2 separate regions of the Homo sapiens genome follow, and region 2 is linked to region 1. The links are chromatin contacts, found by Hi-C in ENCODE. All regions are on one chromosome and are shown on one strand. Each heading gives the region's core, a stretch centred on a gene start or an enhancer-like site at or near the end of the contact. The rest is flanking DNA. Distances are from core to core; before and after follow the strand shown. Region 1 holds the start of ZMYM3 (zinc finger MYM-type containing 3). Region 2 holds the start of CITED1 (Cbp/p300 interacting transactivator with Glu/Asp rich carboxy-terminal domain 1).

Region 1 (2,831 bases), core at 206-2,705:
TAGAATAGGCACTGGATACCAAACCTTCCTGTTCCTAAGGAGACTTCCTTCCAGCCTGAGCCTCCTCTAGTAGTTCGGCTACTAAATGCTCTCAGCCCTTAGGGGCTGTGGTGGGAAGTGGGGAGCGGGGATTGTAAAGTGCTCTAACTATTAATATAATGCGGACTGAGAATGGATGCTGGCACAATTTTTTAAAGGCAGTAGGCTTAACGCTAGTGCCACCTACCCCTACTCCACTTCTCTAGCCTAACCTCAGCCACACCCACATGCTAAGGACCATCCAGGAGGGGGGAGCGTGTAGCGCGCCTGCGTGCTCGTGCGCACGAGAAGCAGAGAGGCAGAGAAGGAGACAAAAAGAGATAGGGGGAGAGAGAGAGAGAGAGCGAGAAGAGAGAGACAGACAAGGACAGAAAGGGGGCTGGAGGAGAAAGAGAGAGAGAGATACAGAGAGAGAGAGAGAGAGAGAGAGAGAGAGAGAGAGAGAGAGAGAGAGAGAGAGAGAGAGAGAGATCAGCCCTGGTGAGGGAGGAAAACTCCATAGATAATACAGGGAGCTCCTGCAGGAAGACTCAGGGAGAAGATCCCAGAACTTACCCTAAGACTGTTGAGAGAGTAGGGGGTAGCTTTGCAGGACCTGGTTTGGGGGTCATCAAGCAGTAACGGTTACTGCACAGGCGTTGCCACTGAGCCAGAGCCATTTAACCCGACCTGTGTGGCTGGGGATCAAGCTTCAGATACCCCATAACTCTGACTCTCAGACTGTTTTGGGGGCCCCGTGGCTGCAGACAAGGGAAGGAGGGGCACGTGAGGGCTGGGTCCCTGCCTCCCCCCGTCCTCCGCTGTCACTCACTACCCCAACAGTCGCCCAGGGGGCGGGACCCGGAGAGGTGGGGATGGGGGAGGGTAATCTTGGCAGGCGCCTGCTGCATGGCGTAGGTAGGGACTATTGAGGGGGGCGGACGCCGAGGGGGTGAACACGAGTGGGAAGCTAAGAGAGACACGGGGAGGGGGAGGGGACCGGGAACCATTTGAATGAGAGGAGGGGATCACGGGTAGAGTGGGCTCCAGGAGGTAGGGCGAGCAGGGTGTGACGGGGGCCAGACTCTTGAGCCAGGTAAGGGGAGCAGGTGCGTAGATCTGTGTTTTTTGTGGGTGAGCGCACTCGGCCCTTGGGTGGAAAGGGGACGCCGCCTTTCCCGGGGGGCCGGCTTCAAAGCTCCAGAGGCTATCTTTTCCTTCTCAACTAACGGGGCCCCGGGCGGGGGCTCAGGCGCCGTCTCTAGTGGCTGCATTCCACTCCGCAATTTCCAGGCGGCCACTGGACTGGGAGTCTCGCGCCGGGGGCCGGCGCTGTCTCGCGAGCCCCCTCCTCGAGCCAGCCAATGGGGTTGGTTGCTGGCACCGCCCGCCCGCCTGGTGCAGAGCGCTGGGCGCTGCGAGCGGCGCTGCCATTTAAAGGGGCCGCGACCCCTGTCCCGGCTGCTAGGGAGGGAGGTAGAGAAGGAGCGCGGGGCCGTCGCTGTCTGCAGTTCTAGGCTTGTAGCCTTTGCACTAACCCTGCCGCAGGTAGGGGTCGGGCCTGCTCAAGCCGAACCGAACCTGCAAGCGGGATCTTGCAGTAGCCGGGAGGCGGTGGTGGGGGGGTCTAAGGAGAGATCGTAGCTCCAAAATGTCTTCCTGTAAATGCCTGAGGTTGGGGGTGGGCAACAGGAGAAGGGAGGACTGGAGGAGCAATGGGAAAGGGGGACGGGGCTGAGGAAGTGGGCGACCTGAAAGGTAACTGGGGGGAAGGGGTTGCGAAGGGCAGTTTGTGGGGGCGGGGGAAGGGCCGAGGGAGGACCTAGCAACGCGGGGAGGGGGGGTGGGGCCAGACAGGGTGGGTAAAGACTGGGGAGCTGGGGGGCTCCTGCAGAGTGGGGAGGGAATAGAAACTGAGATCGCGGGGGCGGGAAAGGCTCCTGGTGGCGACGGCCTTAGGAGACTCTAAGGGGGCGTTCAGCCTGAGTTGCGGGGGGTAAAAGGTAAGGGGGGAAGGGAATGGGAGTTGCAGTCGAGTAGGGGGGTGGGCGGGTAGAACGACCGACTGCCTGGCCAGTGTGGGCACGGGGCCAGGGCGGGGAACGCCTCTCCCCACTGGGGGCGCTGTATTGGGGGGAGTGGTCATTAGGACTAAAGCCTTCGGAAATGCTTGTAGATTGTGGTGGTGGGGGCTGCTCATGAGAAATCCAAGTGGATGATGGGGTGTGTCTCAGAGCCTATATAAGAAGGAATTCAGGCTAAGACCACCTCTACTGCCCCCTCTTCTACTCCTAATCTGCAGTACATATCCAGCCATACTCATGGACCCCAGTGATTTCCCCAGTCCATTTGACCCATTGACCCTGCCAGAGAAGCCCCTGGCTGGAGACCTACCAGTAGACATGGAATTTGGAGAGGATCTACTGGAATCCCAGACTGCCCCAACTCGAGGATGGGCCCCCCCTGGCCCTTCTCCATCCTCGGGAGCCCTGGACCTGCTTGATACCCCTGCTGGCCTGGAAAAAGACCCTGGAGTCCTGGATGGAGCCACTGAGTTGCTGGGGCTGGGGGGGCTGCTCTATAAAGCCCCCTCTCCCCCGGAGGTGGACCACGGTCCTGAGGGAACCCTGGCATGGGATGCAGGAGATCAGACCCTAGAGCCTGGACCAGGGGGCCAGACCCCTGAGGTGGTACCACCTGATCCAGGGGCTGGGGCAAATTCCTGTTCACCTGAGGGGCTACTAGAGCCTTTGGCTCCAGATTCTCCAATAACACTGCAGTCCCCACATATTGAAGAGGAGGAGACCACCTCC
Region 2 (2,825 bases), core at 94-2,593, 1.1 Mb before region 1:
GCTTTCACACGATCCGCGGTGACTGCACCAGCTCGAGCGCCTTTAAAGGGCCACAGACGCCAGCCGCTGCTATAAAAATGTGCCCGGCGGCAAAGCTGCAGAAGGGGCACCGCTGAGCTGCCGAGAGGAAGCTCGCTCTGCCCGGCTGCCCTCTTGTAGTCCGCCGGCGAGGGGCAGTTCTCGGTGAGGAGGAAGAGAGCAGCGGACGGCACAGCACCCGCGCGGGCCCTCCGTGAGTATCCAGTTCAGATTTTGCCACCAACTCGCCCACGAGCCAGGACATGTGCTAATAATGCCCTAAGCCGGTTATAAAGACGTGGAAATTGAGGGGAGAAAAAAAAAGGGAAAAAAAGGGTCTGTCCTTCCTGGGATTCCTAGCCGAGGCCAGTCTGCTGCCGTGTGCGTGTGCGTCAGGGCTCTCCGGGCGGCAATGGGGGCTTGAGAGCCGGGTCCCCAGCGCCGGGAAGGGAGCGCGGTGGCCGCCACCGCCACCGCCCCGGAGTCCGGCGCCGAAGCTGCGGGCGGGCGGGCGGGCACCAGCTCGGTCAGGGGCTGCTTGGCGCGGCACTGTGCGGTGCAGCGGCGGCGCGGCGCGGTGCGGGCTTTTCCCAGGCGCCCCGGGGTCGGGTGGCCAACGGCGCGGCCGCGGGCGCTGAGCGCGACCGGTTCGCGGTAGCGGTGGCGGCGGCGTGCGTGCCAGGGGCTGGGGGCTCCGCCGCCTCTCTTGCGGCTCACCGAGCTCCGCGCTTCCCTCTCTCCAGGGCAGGCGGCTTCTCAGAGGTAAGCCGGGCCGCCGGGCTGGGCGCCGGGCTGGGCGGCGGGGCCGAGGACTCCCGTGGAGCGGGTATGGGGAGTGGGCGGCCGCCAGGCGGGCCGGAGGGTTCTGGGGAGACTTGCTTTCTGTTGGAAAGCTGCTCTGCTGGGGGCGAGGGGCCGCCCGCCCGCCCGCCCGCCAGCGCTCGGGTTCGCTTGCCAGCGCGCCCCCCTGCCGGCCAGCGGGGCCGGGTGCCCGCTTCTCCCGGGGAGACGGCAGCACCTTTTCTCCCTGCGCCCGCGCTTTCTCCAGCTTGGCTTCCACCGACTTTGCTAATCTCCCGGACCGCATCTGGACGCTCTGGCTCCGGAGCTGCACAAAGCTCAGATTTACTTCGGGGAATTGAGGCAAGAGGGGGCTTTTCGGGCCGAGTTCAGCGGAATTGCGGGATGGAAGTTAGCGAATTTGGGCAACTTGCCTCTACTGCCCAGTCGACCTCAGCCCTCCCCTCCCCCGACACACGCCCACACACACACACCCACGCGCACACCCCTCTCCCTATAAACGCGGGCTGGCGAGCCGCGCGCCGAGTCCCTGCTTCGCAGAGCACCGGACTTGGAGTCAGAGAGACCTGGCTGCGAATCCCGGCTCCGCCACTTTCTAGCGCTGTGACCTTGGGCAAGTTACCGCACCTCTCCGAGCCTCTCTCACTCTTCTCCTAGCGGGGTTTTAGCACTGACCGCAGGCGGCTTGGCTAGGGGGTAGGCTCAGCCTGCTGCCGCGTCGGATGCTCAGCGGGCGCTCAGTAAGTGTTGATCAGGCGCGAGAGTGGCAGCAGCCGGCGCCGGAGTGCGGACTCGCCGCGGAGGCCGACACCCCGTGCCCCTTCCTGCCTGTCCATCCTGTCTCTAAGATCAGTTCCTGATACAGCACTTGCGGGAACGGACGCTCAGGGCCCCGGTGGCCTGGGTGCACGCGCCCGCCGTGCAAGGGATGCTCCCGGCCGCCCCCGGTTCCGCGGCTCCATCTGGGATGCGGCGAGGAGGGCAGCCGAGCTGTCCGCAAACAACGGGCCTTTAGTTTTCAGGTGGCGAAACTGACTGGTCTGGTTAGAGCGCGTCCAAGCCAAGCCGCAGTGCTGTTTGGATTTTTAAATTTCTCCTTCTGAGTGAGAAAATAGCAATCGAGATGGAACCATCCGGTTGGTGCCATTTTAACTTTTGGTCCCCCAACAGGTTAAAGATGAGGCCCCCACCTGCCTCTCCCTTCTCTTTTCCCTCTCCCCTTCCCACCCCTGTCTAGGCGGGAGGGGGCTGCTCGCCCAAGGGAAGGCCTGAAGCGAAGAGCGGGCAGCGGGACTGGGAACTGGTGGCCGGGGGGCCGCCAGGCATCAGCCGGCGAGAAGGCACTTGTTGCTCTAGGTTTCCCAGCCGCCTGTCGCAGCCGTTTCGCAGTGGTCAGCTCGCGGCTTGGAGAGCGGGCTGGGACGTTTCCGCGTTGCCAAGTTTTGCCCACGAACGGGCTAGAGGGTGGTGGAGGAGGGCAGAAAGCCGGGGAAGCAGAGCCAGGGATGCCGATGGAAATGCGATTGCTTCTTCAGACGCATTCAACAACACTTACTGAGCGCCTATTGAGCGCAGACCCAGGCTGGGGTCAGGGTGGGTGGTGGGTCAGTAATGGAAGGCAGAAGATCTGAATGGACACAGGGCCTCTTCTGGGGGAGCTCCCAGATTGAAGAGGGAGGCGCGGTAAAATGGTCTTCCCCCACGAACTGATATCAGAATAGAGAGAGTTTTTTTGCTCGTTCTCTCTTTTGATTTTTCTAATGTTTCTCTTTTGGTTTTGCTGTTGTTGCTGCTGCTCCTGTTGTTTTTTCTTCGTTTTGTACATTCGGGTACCAAGCGGCAAAAAGGAGAGGGAAGGCTGGATAGGAACAGGAAAAGATGGACAGGGCCCCCAGACATTTTTCTTAGGACAGGAAAATTGTCTGATACTGATTGTGCTAGGGCTCTTGAAGACGACATGTGTTAGACTTCTTGTCTGGTGATCACTTGCTTTTGAAATATTTTTC

The links. Hi-C counts contacts between places; a loop is a spot of excess contacts on that map. Pooled maps may share reads with other maps.
Region 2: a map of CD8-positive, alpha-beta T cell shows a loop between it and region 1 (10-fold over the local background). The contact joins the promoter of CITED1 here to the promoter of ZMYM3 in region 1. A Hi-C loop is called at or near these places in 2 of 168 maps with a recorded cell type or tissue (CD8-positive, alpha-beta T cell and natural killer cell), 2 of 37 single-sample maps with no recorded cell type and 8 of 50 pooled maps.

The regions. Positions count from the first base shown.
Region 1 is chrX:71,252,764-71,255,594 of GRCh38, reverse strand. It overlaps ZMYM3 (zinc finger MYM-type containing 3), which reads left to right and starts at 1,455. Exons shown (of 25, transcript NM_201599.3): 1 at 1,455-1,566; 2 at 2,321-2,831. The coding sequence starts at 2,340. It overlaps LOC105373247 (a long non-coding RNA gene), which reads right to left and starts at 787. Exons shown (of 4, transcript XR_938434.2): 1 at 595-787. RefSeq lists silencers at 840-889, 910-959.
Region 2 is chrX:72,304,432-72,307,256 of GRCh38, reverse strand. It overlaps CITED1 (Cbp/p300 interacting transactivator with Glu/Asp rich carboxy-terminal domain 1), which reads left to right and starts at 1,343. Exons shown (of 3, transcript NM_001144887.2): 1 at 1,343-1,432. It overlaps LOC105373250 (a long non-coding RNA gene), which reads right to left and starts at 1,155. Exons shown (of 3, transcript XR_938441.2): 1 at 1,037-1,155. RefSeq lists an enhancer at 288-337 and a silencer at 64-358.